Regions from separate parts of the Homo sapiens genome. Here region 1 is linked to region 2. The links are chromatin loops, found by intact Hi-C in ENCODE. Cell type or tissue: CD14-positive monocyte. All regions are shown on one strand. Links, peaks and the distances in the headings refer to the core of each region. The heading gives the core; the rest is flanking DNA. Region 1 overlaps CACNA1D (calcium voltage-gated channel subunit alpha1 D). Region 2 overlaps CACNA1D (calcium voltage-gated channel subunit alpha1 D).

Region 1 (8,887 bases), core at 707-8,706, 51 kb before region 2:
CCTAAGGCCTTGCCTAGAAGGCTTTCTGGATTTTCAGGGCAGGGAACATGAGTCTGGCTCAAGGGATTTCTTTGAGAGTCTGAAACATATTTTAGACTCTGTTCTGCTACCTTGGTTTCTGTCTAGAGCTGGCTCAGCATCCTGGAGTGGTAAAAACGCCTGACCCCAGGATCTCCTTGGATCCATGAGGAGCAAGAACTAGTTGCTATGCAGACTGTATGAATTTCTAGAAGGCAGAGTTTCAAGAGGCAAACCTTGCGTTTTCCTTGAAAAAGGAAAATCTTTTTTGTCGCTGCAACAAATGTAAGGTGCTACACCGTGAGTTCTGTGGAAGGAAAAGTCTCACTGAGGGTTCCTGAGAGCGTGCTCTGGCATGGAAACACAGAACTGCGTTGCACTGGGAGATCTGCATCCATCCCTGAGAGACTAGAGCCTAGTGTGCCAGCAAAGGGGCCCCATTTCCTGTGGTGGCCACAAAGCTCTGTAGCAGAGGGGACGTGTGGAACACAGAGCACCATGTCCCCCAATGCCGAGGCTGGGAGATGTGCTCTCCTAGCACTCCCCCTCCCCTCACCCAGGCCACCAAGTCCTCCCCACTCCACATCCTAAGTGGATCTCCAAGCGACTGCTCCTATCTCTTCCCACTTCTGCTGCCTTCGTTCTGGCTCTCCTGGTTGATCCCCCTGCCTCAGGTCTACTTCTCCATTGCCAACAGCCAACTTCCTAACATGGGAACCTGAAATTCACGTTTCCTCCCCATTCTCCTGGACCTCAGCAGGACAGAGAAGGCTCAGCTTGTACCTGGGGCCTTCTGACTTCCTCTTATGTCCTAGCCAAAGGATGACCCAATGGCTCACCCTTTGCCATTACGATGTCCATTCTCCTGCCTCCTTCTGAGCCCTCCCTGCCTCTGACAAACTCCTGTGTTCCTTCTGGACCGGACTGAAATGTCGCCTTCTCTACCATCCACCCAATGACAAATTACAGAATTCCCTTCCTCTTCTGATGGTTCCTGAGAGGGTGTCCAAAGAGTTACAAATCTGAGATTTCCCCAGAGGTAGGAACCACATATTATTCATTGCTGCATCCCTAGCAACTGACAGAAGGCCTGGCTGTGTCACTTAACAAGTGTTTGTTAAATGAAGCAAGCTTCTACAAGACAGGCTGTCAGACACGCACACAGGACACTCACCTTGCACGCTACCCTGTGTGGACATAACTTCCCAAACCCCAGGGGAGGCTGGATGCGTCGAAGCAGAGTGACCACATCAAGGTGTTTTATCCTTCCCCTGGAAGTAAAATACAATCTAAGGTCCAGGAACAGTACCAGCTGGCCCGAACTTTCAGTCCACTCCACAAAAAAAGCTGACATTCCAAAATCCACCCACACACGCCAAATCAAATATTTTTCAACCTACTTTGCCTCAGGGTCATATTCTGACCATATTCTTTTGAATTCATCTAAATGGTGAGGCCCCAAAATAGACCAGTCCCGGGTCAGATAGTCGAAATTATCCATGATGACAGCCACAAACAGATTGATGATCTGAAAAAGCAAATAGGAAAGGAAGAACTTCAGCTGCAGCTGGATTGCGTTAGAACTGAGCACAGGCTTTCTAATGACATGGACATGAAACATGGGAACCCATGTCTCCAAGAGAAGTTGTAAAAACTTTCTATTTGGAGAATGTTTAAGAAAAGAGTGTGATTCTAGCTTTCTGGAATGGCTTTAATTAAGTCCTGGGGAAGGAAGGCCTTCTGAAACACATTGCAGTTTTATAATTTCATTATCACCAAATAATTCACACTCTTAGGTCACCACCATATGCACTGGCTTTGAAATTTTAGAAAGGAACCCTAAGAAGCTAAGGTGATTGGTAATTGCTCCAAGCCGATTAGTGAGCACCAAATCTCTGCTTACAAAGGTGGCGGCAGTGACACACGCCTGGTTAAACAAAAGCCCTCAACTGCCAAGTGGAGTCCAGAGTGCTCATCCACATCAATTGTCCTCAGGCGATGGGACAGGGCAAGGCCATTTGTGTGAACGCTGACTGCTACATAAGCATCTGTAAATTGAGAGGGGGAGCTGTGTTGCTCACTTACCAGAAATGCACAGAGCATGTAAAAACTGATGAAATAGACAATGGCAAAGTTGCTCCCACATGTATACTCCTCCCCGGGGTTGTAATCTGACTCAGGGTCACAGAGCTTCCCTGGGAGACAGGCCAGCATGATCTCCTGCCAGGCCTCACCTGTTGCACACCTTTTTCAGATGAAGAACAAAGGGGCTTTAGTGGGGGAAAGAAGGAATTTGAAGCTTAGATCTTAGGGGAGAAAAACTCATAATTAGAGCAAAACCTAAGTCATTTGAAGAAAATCCAATTTGAATTAATGGAAATGTGAAATTCCTACTGATTTTCACGTGCAACTTATCACAGTAACTGGAGGTCCTGCTGCAATTCCCTTGGATTTACAGCCATCATCTGATGCAAGCGCGCTAACTGTCTGCATATAAATGGATGCTTGTTTTTGTGTCTTCTCTACTTTAAACATTTGTATAATTAACAGTAATTAATTATTATTATTATTTGAGACAAGGTTTTGCTCTGTTGCCCAGGCTGGAGTGCAGTGGTGTGATCTTGGCTCACTGCAGCCTCGACCTCCTGGGCTCAGCCTCCCCAGTAGCTAGGACTACAGGCAGTTGCCACCACACCTGGCTAATTTTTGTATTTTTAGTAGAGTCAAGGTTTTGCCATGTTGCCTGGGCTGGTCTCGAACTCCTGGGCTCAAGCGATCCACCCACCTCAGCTTCCCAAAGTGCTGGGATTACAGGCGTGAGCCACTGCACCTGGCCTATTGATTATTTTTAATGACCAAAATACTTAACAACTTAAGTCTCTGTTCAATTTTGTTGAAGGCAGAGCTGGAAACCACCTAACTTGCAAATGACTTGTCAGTCACTAGAGTCATTAGAAATACTTCATGATCTCTAGAAAGTTTTCTCACTATGAGGGCAGCTTGTTTTACAAAGTTAATTAACTGACGTTAAAAGCAATCCCAAAAAATTTGAAATCATACATCTTAGGATGTTCCCCACTGGCTGTGCAAAAGGCCTTGACGTTTTTGCTAAGTTTCTGTCTTCCTGGTCGTGTTCAAGTGCATGCCTCCATGCATAAACGTACATCCTACAATTTTTCAGGTGGCCTAAGTAGCCCTACTAACTCCCAAATGAATAAACCTTATGCCAGCCACAATCGGGATTACCACAGCAGTTTTAACAATCCAGCAAAATTCCTGTGTTTGAAATGCTAGGGTCTGTGTTTAAGAATACAGAACAAACAAAAACAAAAAGCCATCACAATCAACTGAGAAAGGCACACTGCTTTAATAACCTGTGTCCTCCGTCCCTCTGGACCCACGCCTAGCGGACCCCCCTGCCCAGGAGCACCGCCCAAGCCAGTTGCAGTCACCTGAAGAGCAGCAGCACCGCCTGGGGAAACGTCTGGAAGTTATTGTTCCTATTGATCTGGTTGTTATCTCTCATGGCAACTTTCCCAAACATCTAGGTGGAGAAGTTGTCAGGAAAAAGAGAATAGATTTCGTCATGCAAAAAAAATCCGTATGTGAATTTAGAACTAACTCAGGTTTGATCTTTACCAGCTAGGGTTTTCTCATGGTACCTGGCACTTCACTCATTCAAAAAAGATCTGCCAGGCACAACCATGTGCCAGGCAGCAGGTTACACACTGGGAACGTGGTGCTCCAGAGGGGCACGGTCTCACATTCGCGGATCTCCCCTGGGGGAGACACAAAGGTAGCCAGGCAACATCAAACCCCAGTGATGATGCTGGGGTGGTCCAGACACACAGGGAAGCGTGAGACAGGCTCATCTACTGAAGGCTGGGGGGCTGGGTCAGGGAAGGCCTCTAGGGGGAAGTGACATGTAAACTCAGAACTGAAAGATACATCAGGTGATAGGAAAGGCGAAGAGTGTTTCGGGTGGAGGGAGCACCATGTGCATAGGAGCAGGGTGACAGCATAGATACCGAGGGAATGAAAATAACGTGTGATGAGCAGACAGATAAAAGACCAGGCTGGAGACAAGGGCAGGAGGCAACAGGCAGGGGCTGTGAGCCCCGGGCAGAAGAGTGGGCTTTATCTTCAGGGCAATGGGAAGGTACTAAAGAGTTTTACTTGTGAGATTTAGGGAGCAGACTGACATTCTAGAGAAACCTGCAGATGCTTACAAACGCCTGCTGGGTGAATCTGGGGTTGTGTGTGCCATGCAGCTTGCAGTTCTGAGATGGCTTTTTTTTATGAGAACATATGTGATAAAAGACCTTCCAGGGCACATAGCACCACGTGCTGCTGAATCACAGAGGCTCAAGTATGCTGACTTTTGTTTCATAACTCCTGGTAAGATTCCCAGAGATCTGCAAATGCTTCTATGCTTTCAGGATTTTAAAAAAAAAAAAGAAAAAAGAAAAAAGCACTACCATTTCTCTGCCCCAAAAATCATAGAATCACTTTACTTCTTTCTGACTTACATCCCTCCTTTACCTGAAAGACAGCACCTGCACACGTGGAGAATCTGCAAGGAGCCTGCCAGCAGAGATCTACAGCCACCTGGGCTCTTCGACTGCCTCCATTCTTAGACTAGGCTGCCTCCCTCCACCCACAACCCATCCCACTGCCCACTTGATGTTAGGGCTCCTCTGTTAGGCAGGCCCAGTCCCTTTCCCATGCCCAGGAGGAACTGGGAAACAGGGTGCAGCCCCTCTGCTTGGGTCACAGAAGAGCCCAGTTTCATGCCTCTTTTTAAAGGTGAGCTACTAAAGCACAACAATGGTCACAAAAGGCACTTGGCTCAGCACCAGCCTTCTGTTCCCGCGACGGCTCGGCACAGACTGAAAAGACCCACGAGGGGCTACTTGCTTCTCTCTTCAGTCTTGGCATCTGGAAATAGTTAGTTTCAAGTGAATTTCACTTTGTTATGATAAAGCATAATTCTTCTGCCATGACATGCAGTTTTTCCTGGTGCATTCTAACCTCTCCACATTCATCTGAGCCTGGGCCTCCCCTGGAGCTCTCTACTAAGCAGCTTTGTCTTTCTCATCTTCCTAGGCTTCAGCAGAGGCATTTGGCTGAAAAATCACAATGCTTCTACTTCACTTGGTCAGGGTACATCTTGCCACAGATTTGGGGCTACCCAGTGAAAGGGCCCCTGAGGGCGAGATGGCTGGAGCTTACCTGCATGCCAATGACCGCATAGATGAAGAACAGCATGGCTATGAGGAGGGCCACATACGGGAGCGCCTGGGAGAGAAAAGGCACTTGGCTCAGCACCAGCCGGCTGTCCCCGTGACGGCCCGCCACAGCCTGAGAAGACCCATGAGTGGCCACATGCTTCCTTTCTATTCCACGTGTTACCGTGAAAGAATATCGACAGTGAGGAAGAACCGTTTAAATCCCAGCCCTGCCCAACTACTTTAGTCCTGAAGACACCATCCACATGCACGCCCAGTGTTACAATATTACAGGCAGGATGTGCTTTCCACGGTCATTAACCCTGTAGCCTAACCCTAAACATTTTCAACACAGACACGTAACTCTCATAATCCTTAAATTCATTACTGGATTTTTGGGGTGAAATTATAATTGATCAAACCATTCCAGAACACTGGACATTTAGAGTACTTCCACTTTCTTTTGTGGGTATGTTTTGGGGGGCGGTATTGTAGATAATGTCGCAAAGGAATATCTTTATGCAAAACCACCTTGCTTCTGCTGAAGTATTTCCTTAAGGTGAAGTCTTAGGAGTGGAATTACTGGGTCAGAGGGGAAGAACCACTTTCTGGCTGTGGCTGTAGGATGCAAAATACCTCTCTTAAGATGTACACCTTCTGAAAGAACTGCTAAGTTGGGGGGCTGGGCCAGGGAAGAAAAGGAGTGAGCTGGGGGGTCGCCAAGTGTGGCTCCCTTCATAAACACCAAATACAAGTACGAGTGTCTGACAGATCCCCCGTCCTTTCACTGAATGTCAACTGCTGTCTTACCTCATCACATGTGACCAACACGTCTACCTGCACAGGGTGCCCAGAGTGTTAGGCTTAATTCTGGGAACACATGCTTAAAGCACCCGCTTTCTCTACTATCCGAGAGAGCTTGTCAGAAAGTCAGTGGCTCACAGGTGCTCAGCCACCTTCAGACCTGTGCCAGCTGTTGACCTGTGCCTGCCAGCCTGGCCCTCCCTGCAGCTGGACTGCTCAGCAGGGTCCCACAGAGTTCGTTTCAGGCTTTCCTCAACATACCTACGTGCATTTTCTTCCTAGATTGCCAAATGTTTACGATTTTTGTTTGCACAGTTTCTCTGCTTTTATGAACTGCTGCTCTGGAACATGACTTTCTTATCTGTGGCAAATTGAATCTTTAAGAATTTCTTTAAAAAGTGAGATAACATTACCTCTGAATTATCTATTTTTATAGCAGTTTGTTCCCAAGTTTTGGTACTTTAAATGAATAATAACTGTCGAGGATTCTGTGCCTTAGCAAGTTCAAGGCTCACCTGCCTGAGGCCCCCACTTTACCTTCCTCCAACCTCATTCTCCCCAGCAGGATCTGTGACTTCCCTTGTGAGTGCCTGCACCACCCCGCTTGCTGTCCCTTCTCCCTTTTACCTGTGAAAATCCCATCTACTAGGGACAAATGCTTACTGGGAGGGTAACACTGGTTACCCCAGGGGTGGGTGAGGGCCAAGTTTGAAATTTCTCTTTATATACCTTTGGACAGCTTCATTTGTTATTGTAAACATTTATAACTTTTGAATGAAAAATAGTCAAATAATTTAAAAAATGAAGATGCAGGATTCACTTTCTAATGCTTGTAGATATCCACAAATTCCCTACATGGGTCCACCTTTTACTAAGAATCTATATTTCCCACACCTTCTCTTCCAAATGGAATCAGTCCAGAAGGCTAGAATGTCTGGGGCAGGGTACTGGCAGGTACGGGAAAAGCTGGTTCTACTTGGGAAAGTCTAGAACCGAGCTGTGCCAGCCTGGAGAATCAGAGGTGACAAATGAGACATGGTGTATGCCCAAACATCCCGAACTCTGTGACCCTTCCAGGTGCAGGATAACCCAGTGATAGTGCACTGGCCCAGGTGGTGGTTTCTGATTTGTATCTAGACTAGCCAACAGACACAGCACTGTTGTAGCCTTATGAGGAAAAGGTGTCAGAGAGAGGCTGTTGGGCTTCCAGGCAGTCTGCTGGGACCTGGCACTCACCACCACCACCAGGCATCCCGGGGGCACTGCAGGGCTGCAGGCCCCACACCTCTCTCAGTCTTGGAAATGCTACAGATCTCTCAGCTACGGATCCTTCCTGCTTTCTCTTCTGTTTCCTTTAGGCAAGTAATCCCATGTGATTGACCCAAGAAATGCTGATTTGGGTCTCTCCAGCATTCCATGTTTTCTATTGATTTAGGTCCACAGAGTGGCCACACAGGGGGAGCCTGGGTCCTCTAGGATGGGGACAATCACTGACTTACATATGATCTTCAAAGACAAAGAGAGAAGTCCTTGGCATGGCTCTTACCTGAAAGGACTTAATAAAAGTCCACAGCAATGTCCGGATGCCTTCCCCCCTGCTGAGAAGCTTCACCAATCGCATCACTCGGAAAAGACGGAAAAAGGTGATGGAGATTCTATTGCTCTCTTCAGAGTTCTGAAGGGTTATCATGGAGAGGTCAAACCCAATGGAAAGTAGAACATGCAACACTTTCAGAAAAACAGCAACAGATGCAAAGGTGACAGAGGTAAGAACTGAAGATGTGATTCTAGGGCCTTTTCATCTTAAAAAGCATGATATGAAAGGAAGAGTTACATGCTAACAACACAGAGCTCGGAAAACTGCGTCCACACAGCACATGCATGTCCACGTATTCTACTGTGTTAGAGGAGAACGCTGGGCTGGTCAAGAGTACTGGACACTGATGATGAATGCAAACCACTGCAGACACTGTTCTGGAAGGACAATCATGGAGAATACAGAAAAACCAGTGGAAAACTCGACATGGTCAAATAAACTTAAGGAAAAGGCCCAGCCCCTGGGGACTAGTCACTGATCTTACCCCAGGTGTAGCAGTTGGGACAGGGACATTTTCACTTTCAGTTGGCTTTAAGAAATCAAAGATTGAAAATGGATTAATGAACCAGGAAGGAGTCAATGGTTCCAGAGAGCATTTCCCCCTTTAAAAAAATGTGTGGTTCCCATCTTTAGACACCACACCTGCTCCCTCCCTGAGAAAATACCAGTGGCTCTCCTTGGAGGTGGACTTGAGGGCAGGCAGCCATGGACATGGGCATGGACACAGTACCACTTTCTAATTCACATCTGGGGACATGCTGTGCCCAGGCTGACAGGCATCCAGTAAAGGCAGTGCTGCAAGACCTCAACAGATGCAGAGTGTGCCCCCGCTTCTCGCGAGGAGGCTAGTTCTCTTGGCTTAGTCAGGGCTGTGGGTCTCAGGAACTAACCGCTCTGCAGCAGGCCTCCTAGCCCCGAGGAACAGAATGTCTCTAGCAGAGGGGCAAGCAGTGGTGCCTGCCTGCGGGCCACAAACCCCCTTGGACCACACTCTGTTCCTATGAGACTAAACGCCTGGGTGGTGTATGTCTGACAACAGCCTCTTAGGCAGGGCTGCTGAAAAGCTGGACAGACTGAGTCAGGGCGAGGAGGAGAGAGGCAGGCTTCCCTACAGAAACCCTCGCTGCCTGCCCCACAGCTCAGACAGCTTTCACATAAGAGGGAGTGCAGGTCCGTATGAGTCTTTGGAAGAAACAGTGGAGGACCAGCTCCCCTGTGGTTCAGCAGCTCCACCTCCTCC
Region 2 (9,420 bases), core at 738-8,737:
GAAGCCAAACTGGTATCAGCCAGCAGGTGGATTCACAAATTGCAGCCGCTCTCTTAGAGCCCCTCGGTGGCTGCCTAGATCTGGTTTAAGCTGCCTTTCACAGTCCAGTTTGCACTGAACAAATCCATCTGTTATCCCATGGAATTTCTAAAACACTGTTTTTTAATTACACAAATAGATAATTCTTTGAGTGAAAAAAAATAACCTTATTATTAAGACTTAAGTGTTTGTTTGTTTTTGAGATGGAGTCTCGCTCTATTGCCAGGCTGGAGTGCAGTGGCTTGATCTCAGCTCACTGCAACCTCCACCTCCCCGGTTCAAGCAACTCTCCTGCCTCAGCCTTTCAAGTAGCTGGGATTACAGGTGACCACCACCACACTCGGCTAATTTTTATATTTTTAGTAGAGAGAGTGTTACAGCAGTTGGCCAGGCTGGTCTCGAACTCCTGACCTCAAGTGTTCCGCCCACTTCAGCCTCCCAAAGTGCTGGGATTACAGGCATGAGCCACCTCACCCAGCCAAGATTTATGTGCTTTTTGATTACACCCCAGCCCAGTTTTAGTCCCTTCCCCAGAAAGCATGCTCTTTCTGTGTCTCTCTGGAACCTTCAACTACAGATTTAAACACGTTTACACACAAAGAAAACAAGCACTAGGTGTCTTCTCTGAGTTTTCAGACATAAAGGATATCATGCTATGCAAAGTTTTCTGCAACTGGCTTGTTTTTTCATTCAACAACATACTCTGGAGACCCTCTGTGTCAGAAGGTGCATCTCATTCTTTTAACTGCTGCATAGCATTCCACATAGTCCATCAACTGTGGAAATGGATAATTATACCTATGAAATTACAAAAGCAGGAAATTCTAAATGTCTCATGTAAATTTACAAAACTACCTCAAGAGTAGATATCACCAATGACCTGAAATTTAATCTTCTCTACTGATCATACTTGATAATTCAATCCATGATGAAATAGAATCAGATGAATAAGAACAGTAATGAAAAAAATGCTATCTTCCGACGACAGACAGAGCTCCTTTATCTTCAATCTGAACTAGATATTTTTAAAATTTAAACTGTTATGGATCACAACCAAACAAAAATGGGCAAATGATTTGAAAAGATAAAGTAATTCACAGAAAAGGCACTACTGATGGCTCTGAGTCATAGGAAAAGACGTTCAACCTCACTCCTGATAAGAACAGTATCTTTTAAAAGTACAATGAAATGCCATTTTCACCTAACTGATGGGCATCCCAAAGCATGCTCTCCACTGAGGGGAGAGGCAGTGAGGCAATGGGCAGTGTGAAGACAATGAGCTAATACAACCATAAGGAGAGCACTTGGGCACGTGTGTCAACATTTAAAATGGACACACCCTCTAAAGCAGCAATTCCATCTCTGGGAGTTTATCCCACAGATCTACAGCCAACACATGTGCCCTCTGATGCGTGTTCAGGGTCACCTACTGGAGCCCTGTGTATGTGGGCTAAGACCAGACAGAACTCAATGCTTGTCAGCAAGGGACTGGTCATATGAACAACGGCACATCTACCACCGCATGGACGCAGCGTTTCAAAGGAGGGGCAGCCTTTTATGGACCAAGCAGGAAGGCTCTTGAGGACACTCAAAGTGATAAAAGCAAGATGCAAAACAGCACGTACAGTGAGCTCCTGTCTGTGGAAAGTCTCCTATAGGTAGCTTAACTGAGTTGTAGCTATCAGAAAATGCAGATCTAAGAATTCACAAGAAACTGTTTAATGGTGGTTGCTTCCTAGAAGAGGAAATTTGTGGCTGGCTGGGAGAATTATTATTCATTTGTAACATTAGAATTTTGTGCCATATGCATGCATTACCAAAAAAAAAAAAAGACACCAGTTTCTCTGAAAGAAATTTTTTTTTAAAAAAGAATCACTGATCAGCAGCCAAAATTTAAGTATAATTCAAACAACAATACTATGGCTTACAGCAGATTATATATACCTGAAAATGACCAAGTGGGAGAGAATTGTCCAGATCATTCCCTTTGGTCTCTGGATTTCTTCAGAAATGGGTAAGTGACTCATCCACAGCAGAGAGCTGGGCATGGAAAGGGCCACCACAGGACCCAGCTGTCTGCTGCCTTTCCTCTCTGGCAGGGCTCTGCAGCTCACATCACACAGGAAAAGCAATGAGGACAGGTGGGTCTTTTAAACTTCCCCATCAGACCCTGTCCAAGGAGGAGGGTTTTGAGCACCTCAGCGTAGAGTCAGGGGAGCATGTGCTGCTGCTCTGAGCAGCAGAGCCATCGGTGCCTCTCTGCAACCACCGCTCCCTTCTCAGCTACTGCCTGCAGAGGCCCCACAGGACAGGCACCCTCAGAATCTTTGTGTCCTCACTGCATCCCAGGAGGAGGACAGAAGGGACCAATGGCTGCCACAGTTCCTACCACTCTGATTCCTCCAACTACACACCAAAGCATGGAGGCATGAGAATTCACTTCTTGTGTAAATCTATTATAACTAGGATTATGAACTGGCCTGCCATCAAAAAGTACCAAAGAGAAAAGAATTTTAGAGTCTATTTCAAAGAAACCTCATAAAATCAATCAAAAAGTTTTCTTGGAAGAGCTTGAGTGTGAAAAACGGTTTTTTTGGTTTATTATTTTGTAATGTAGCTAGAAGTCTTTAAAAAAATTACATCACTTAAGATAGACAGCTGGAGGATGATGCAGAACGAATAACTTAAATGGCACAAAATTTACCAGGCTATGATTAGGGCAGAGATGAACAAAAATGGAGTCCTTTTGTCTTCCTGAGTGTGAGCAGACAAGAAGGCAGAGGAGTTTTAGCTGCTGCTCACGAAGTGCTTTTCGGGGAATGGAGGGAGGACTCACCTGGAACACTGTGAGAAGTGCTTGAGGGAAATTGTCAAAGGTGCTCCGCTTGGTTTGCGTTTCATCAAAATTAAACTTGCCGCCAAACAGCTGCATCCCAAGCAAGGAAAAGATGATAATGAAGAGAAAAAGCAGAAGCAACAGCGAAGCGATGGACTTCATGGAGTTTAATAAGGATGCCACTAAGTTGCTCAGGGAAGTCCAGTGCCTATAAGTCAAGATGAGGGTGTCAGCTCAGAACACCCATGCAGGACAGAGCAGAACATCACCTGCCCGGGGATGTGACTGGTTGCCGCCTCATGTTCATAAAACATTTGCAGTGGGACCCACATTTCCTTACCTGGTCACTTTGAAGATTCTTAAGAGGCGCACACACCGAAACACAGAGATCCCCAGGGGAGACATGATTTCCAGTTCCACCAAGATCGTCTCAGTGATTCCACCACACACCACGAAGCAATCAAACCGGTTGAAAAGAGAGACGAAATATGCTTGGAGGCCCAAGCTGTACATTTTTACCAGCATCTCGCAGGTGAACAGAGCCAAGAGGACTTTGTTGGCAATATCTGGAAAGACAAAGGGGCACCCATCCTCAGGGTCTCCTGCAAGACACTCAGACTGCTCGTGCCCCTCACACCTCCCTCCCTATCAGGCCCCACAGGAAATACGCCAATACCTTGTCTCTCTCTTCACTACCTCACTCAGGACAGAAACGTGGCCTTCGCGTGGACAGTCTGTCCACCAGGTTCTGGTCCTGCTTCTGCTACTAGCTATGTGTGTGACTCTGGAGAAGTTACTTGATTTCTCCAGGTCTCAGTGTCACTGATGACAAAATGGGAAGGGGCAGCTCATCACATAATCTCTGACTCCTTCCAGCCCTAAAAGCCTACGATTCTGCGTTGACACCATCAGGTTATACATATTTTTTCATTCAATCACACAGAAAAGATCTGTCTGAATTCATTTATGGCATGACGATATCAGAAGCAGTCACCTATCAATGTCATTTCTAACAGCTGAAAATATCACCAAGCAGGCTGGAGAGGTAGAGGGAAACGGGTTTGACTGGATGAAAGGAAGGACTTTTCAAAGGCTCAAAACTGTCAAACCCAGAATGGGCTGTCTCTAGGGATGAGTGTCCCACACCCCAGTGCTGGAGCATTCAAAGCAGGGGAACCAAAACCATTTGCCAGAAGTACTATAGGGGAAAATGAAGCTTCCCCGATGAGGGCAGGGAGCAGGGATTACGAGGTCCCTTCCAGCTTCAAGAATTCTTGGTCCTAGGTTGGCTCAGGGTTAGGACAATTAGATGCTTGGCATTAAGTGGCTCCAAGGTGCTTCACCACGCGGCACAGATGGCACCCTCGCTCTGGTAGTTGCTGTGTCTGGATGGTTCTACCAAGTTTGTCCTCACTAGAAATGTTGCGATACTTCATCATGCAGCGATCAGATAAGACCAAATGGCAGTTGGACAGCCACAGAAATCTCTAGTTCAGAACAAAAAAGGAATGGCCTCTGCTTGTACCTTGAATCTGTGTCAACCAATCTGGCTGATTGTAGTGCTCAGAGGAAATGGTTAAGGTGTTCAGAAACACCAGGACGATAACCAGCCAGTAAAACGTGACAGACTTCACGGCGGCCCTACATCTTCTGCGATTGAATCGGTTCCAGCGACGCCAGCGTCGGCTAAAAGACAAGCAAACATTACTACGTAGATGACAGATACAGCATCTGAGTATCCAATAAATATGATTGAGAGATAATTTGGCTTTCACTCTGGAGGTCTAGATTGGGGTGGGAGTGCAGGAAAGAAAGATGAGCACAAATGGCACAGAAATTAACAGACTTCATCATAAAAATTATGTTGGTCTTAAAATGCGACTTTTAAAAGTATAATCTTGACTTGATCATGCTATCAGTCCTTCCTTATGGCTTATAGATAACTCCAGAATCTGTCATATGCAGCCCTTAAGTGGGTTAGAAAATCTAGATATTCATAGATTCACGTGCAGATGCAAAACTACACTTGCACACATATGCAGTTCCTATATCCACCATATGGGACGTGGATCTGCTCATGCAATCAGTGCAGAGAGCCACTTCGCTTATTATACACATCTCTTGCAGCATCTCAATCACCATACAGAATTTACCAGGCAGCAAAGTGCTACAAAGCTAGTTTTTTTTTTTTTAAAGGGAACCTTTTCAATCCTTTCTTAAATCTCTGAGGTTCCTCCAGAGCCTGGCAGAGTTGTCAAAGCTGAGTAGGACATGAATCTTCATACTGAGTCATCAGGTGCCCTTTCTAACTAGTGATGCTCAAAATATACCTTTAGGAGAAGAGCCAATATTGAATCGTGTTTTCATAAAAATAAAATGAGCTCAGCCAAACAGACAAGTAGCATGTCCTCCACCTACCTTCAGTTCCTGATTGTGATTAGAGAAAATATTCTCTCCCTTAGCCTGTCTCCTTCTAGAAAACCTTCCCTGCCACAAGGGGATGCTTTGGTAAAGTGTGCCATGAGCTGCAGCTCAGTGACCCAGATCCCGTGGAAAGGTCAGCCAATTGGTAAAGTCAGTCCTCTCCAGGCTGTGCTGCCTCACTAACGACAATGGGGTACTTCCTCTGGGGGCCTGAGTCAAGAGGAATCTCCAGGCTACCCAAGCTGCAGCCCTGGCTGACTCAGCTGTGTTGCTAGGCAAAAAGAAAATCTGTAACCCAGGAAGTGAGCAGAGAAAGAGTTGTGCCAACTCTTTACCAAAACCTGGATCAAGTAAGGTGTATTTTATTATTACTCTTGCTGTGCAGGTTCCAATGGAAAGAGCAGCTTCTAACATGTTGGCCAGCGTGGAAAAACTCTACTAAGGACACTAAAGACTGTCCCGCTCACAGCTGGGTTTCTCCTAGGATGCATAACTCAGCAGACATGAACTAGTACTCCATCATACTGGTGAACCACAGTGTGTCTACCCATTCACATTTGATGGACCTTTGGGTTACTTCCAGCTTGGGGTAAGCATGAATAAAACTGGTACAAACATTCATGTTACAACTTTGTATGTAGGCATATATCTTCATTTCTCTTATACAAACACCTTAGAAGTGGGATGGCTGGGCCAAATATAAACGTGGTAAATATATGTTTAAACTTTATGAGGAACTACCAAACTATTTTTTTAACGGCTGTGTCATTTGACATGTCCATCAACACTGTATGAAAGTTCCCACCAATCAGCATCCTTGTCAGAACTTGTCATTGTCAGATATTTAAATCTGATTCACTCTAATAGATGTGTAGTGGTATCTAACTGTGATTTTAATGTGCATTTTTGTAACAACTGATGGTCATTTCATGTGCTTATCTGCCATCCACATCTCTTCTCTGGTGAAATGCCTATTAAAAATTTTGCCCATTTTTTATTGGGTTTTTCTATTATTGACACTCTCCTTTATGCATTAATCTTTATATATATGGGATACCAGTCCTTTATCAAATATGCTTTGCAAATATTTTTCTCCAAGTCTGAAGCTAACCTTTTTCTTTTCTTTTGAAGAACAGAAGTTTAATTTTGACAAAGACCAATTTATCTGTTTGTTTTCTGTTACAGAAAGTATACTGGGTGTTGTATCTTAAGAAACCTTTGCATAACTCAAGATCACAAAGACTTTCTCCTGTTTTCTTTCTGGAATGTTCATGATTTTATATTTTATATTTAGGTCTTTGCCTATTTTAAGTTAGTGTTTATATATAGTAGGAAAATGTTTTTGTTGAAAAATGACACTCAGATGAAAAAGTACACTAATCATAGGTATATGGTTCAATGAGTTTTACCAACTGAACACGTAACCCGCATGCACATCAAGAAATGCTAGTACCTTGGAAGACTTCTTGAACTCCCTTTCTATGGAAAGCTTTCGAGCAGAAAAGTGACAAGCAGCAGCTCTCTTAGGAAAATGACTCAGAGGATAAGGAGGATTAATGGGGAGGCAAAACTCGTTACTGAGTCTTATTGGTTTACTTTGAGGGAGATCTTTGGCACCTAAGATCTCCCCCTAAGCCAGGCTCATAGGATTCAATTGACTGACTGCAATTCAGTATCAATGTTATAATCCACAGAGGAAAACTCAAGTCCAGAGCAATACTACGTAAAATTCAGAAGTGAGAACATACAAAGGCAACACACAGGCTGACGAAGAAACAGAAAGAAGATACTGACCTGAGTTTGGATTTTGAGATGGCTTGACTGAAAGAAAGACAAAAAGTGTTAAGATTCTGGTTCCGAGGGCTTGAGCACACACTCCCCATCATTTCAGCTGAGATATCATAAAAGCCATGCATACAGCCTGGACTTAGCACCCCTGGTTACCACAGCAGGCCAGCAGGGGCAAGGCCAGAGCAGAAATTAGGATGCTGCCAGGGCCAGAGGAGCAGACTGAGCACCCTCGAGGCCCAGGTCAGGGAAGACTCGGCCAGATTCCCTGCAGGCCCTGGCAGCAGGCAGTGATGCAGGGGCCAAAATGAAGGCAGCAGAGTCTCTCCTGCCACTCATCTCGACAGCAGCATTTGCTGCTACTACCGCAGAGGGAGCACTGCACTAGGAGTCCCAGCACTGCCATTCTCCCACTGGGTGAGTATGGGAAAGCAGCAGGTCTTGGGCCTCAGCATTCTCATCTGTAAAGTGGGGATGACAAACCCATTCTCTGTCTGCTTCATGATGTCTCAGAGAGGGCAGAGCAAGAGAATGGAGGCAAAATCACTTCACAAATGGTTGCATATTCTGCCCATAACACATCATTTTTATGAAACTCTGCCAAGAGTAAGATTGAGTTCTCTTAAAAATGACACCTGCACTTTACAGAGATAAGACCTGAAGGATACCAGCAAGAAGCAAACAAAACCAAACCGCACAGGGCTCCCCCACGGCAGACAGTGCCCAGCACATTCTGCACTGCTGGTCCCCCCCAGCCCCCCCGCCAGCTGCCACAGCCCAAATCATCTAGAAAAAAGCCAGTGAGTGTTAATGCAATGGTGCCTTCCATCATGAGGAGAGGCTGGTGCAGGGCTCCAGGGAAAAAGTGCCAGGCACCAAGAAGGCAGGGCCTCGTCATCCAACCGCCAGGCCTGAGGTTAGGAAGGTCCCATGAGCAAAGGAAAACTTAAATACGTAGCACATTCTAGTCAGCAACTCTGCCACAGAAGCTCTTCTTCAAAAGCACAAATGCCAAACCCAGGCTGGAAGGAGAATCAGGCCTTTACCCCCACCGCCGACACCCAGAGGGCCCCGCCTTGGCCGCGCCTCTCCGTCTCCACCAGCACCTAATGGACACAGCAGGTGGCCAGGTTAACCACCACATTCTTCACGGGCTCTACTTACAGGAAGAGGCATGTGAAATGCTGGGCCGGGGGGCGGGGGGGCGGGGGGTGGGGAGGTGTGCAGGAGGGATAGCCCTGGCACAGGAGGAAGCGTGGCGTGGGGTACGAGGAGCCTTCCCACCCGCCACACCCAAGGCGATGGCCCGGGGCTCTGCTGCAGCCTGGGCGGTCTTCCTCACCACCTGCTTCTCTGAGACAACAGGAGGGGAAAGAGGGCAAGTGCTCCCCACACTCACCAGAGACTTCCACAGCAGCCTCGGTTCTCGCCTTCACCGCTGACGTTCTCTGTGTTCACAGACTCAGTCTCGCTGGTGGGCATGCTAGCTGTGGGGAGAAGACGGGCTTCAGAGAGCATGCGGGGCACACTGCACGCCTGGGAGGCAGGCCAGGTGGGAGCCTCTGCCACCAGGCAGACCTCCGGAACCCAGGAGGAGGGTGAAAAGGGCCCTCAGGGCCTCAGCTGGGCTAAGGGAGTGCCAAGGAGCCAGGCATCTCCACTGCAGGCGAGTCTCTGCACCCATGGCCTGTAGGAAACACAGTCCCCCTCGAGGAGGACATTCTATCCCCCTAGACATTTCCAAGAAAGGAAGCTAAGGGATCAAAGTGAATCCTGTGGCTGGGTATAGCACCACTTTATCCTCCTCATCTCTGGGATCACACTGAGAAGCCACCAAAATGTACTTTACAGGTACATCTTTGCTTGCCCCAAAAGGTGCATATAGAACATCTGTGAATAACCCTAACATTTCATGAGTCAATCATCTTAAATATACTGAGGGAGAAGAGCTATTGTGAATGGGGAAGGCAGTGCATGAAGGTACCATGCACAACATTTTTTAGAGTTAAGAACTCTATTTTTTTGCTATTTTACCTGATGCTGAAGTTCTGCTGAGCTTGTGAAGCCAATACACAGAAAGTTCTTACCCAGTAAGCTGGGTAAGAACAACTAGAGCACCAAGGAATTATAGTGTTACGAGTGGAAGAAGAAGATCATTATCAACCAGTGAGCAGAGGGCAAGGTTGACTCTGGTCTCAGTATGACTAGGGTCTCTGGGCCCATCCCACTTCTCCATGGTAGGATCCTGAGCGGAAGTAGAGGAAATGTGGAAACACGCCCACTAGTGTGTGGAGGTCCAGGGTCCACCCAGGGCCACCATCTGGTGCACGAGC

What was found. Peaks named below come from ENCODE experiments on the same cell type or tissue, not always from the same donor. Only the 100,000 strongest peaks of a DNase experiment are listed, where the experiment ranks them.
Region 1: it touches region 2 in a loop (2.5-fold over the local background); 1 of 110 quality-filtered maps calls a loop at or near these places.

Annotation. Positions count from the first base shown.
Region 1 is chr3:53,769,262-53,778,148 of GRCh38, reverse strand. It overlaps CACNA1D (calcium voltage-gated channel subunit alpha1 D), which reads right to left. Exons shown (of 48, transcript NM_001128840.3): 31 at 8,132-8,176; 32 at 7,597-7,725; 33 at 5,251-5,316; 34 at 3,471-3,562; 35 at 2,104-2,263; 36 at 1,419-1,546; 37 at 1,193-1,289. Among named protein-coding and RNA genes, the nearest start is that of CHDH, 73 kb to the left of the region's middle. RefSeq lists enhancers at 4,000-4,129, 8,742-8,887. In CD14-positive monocyte, for the core only: no CTCF peak of the experiment used is centred there; no DNase peak of the experiment used is centred there.
Region 2 is chr3:53,717,455-53,726,874 of GRCh38, reverse strand. CACNA1D (calcium voltage-gated channel subunit alpha1 D) reads right to left here. Exons shown (of 48, transcript NM_001128840.3): 10 at 8,487-8,574; 11 at 7,094-7,120; 12 at 4,401-4,561; 13 at 3,216-3,441; 14 at 2,876-3,083. Among named protein-coding and RNA genes, the nearest start is that of CHDH, 120 kb to the left of the region's middle. RefSeq lists enhancers at 7,436-8,016, 8,017-8,597. In CD14-positive monocyte, for the core only: no CTCF peak of the experiment used is centred there; a DNase peak (open chromatin) is centred at 5,504; H3K27me3 peaks cover 945 bases.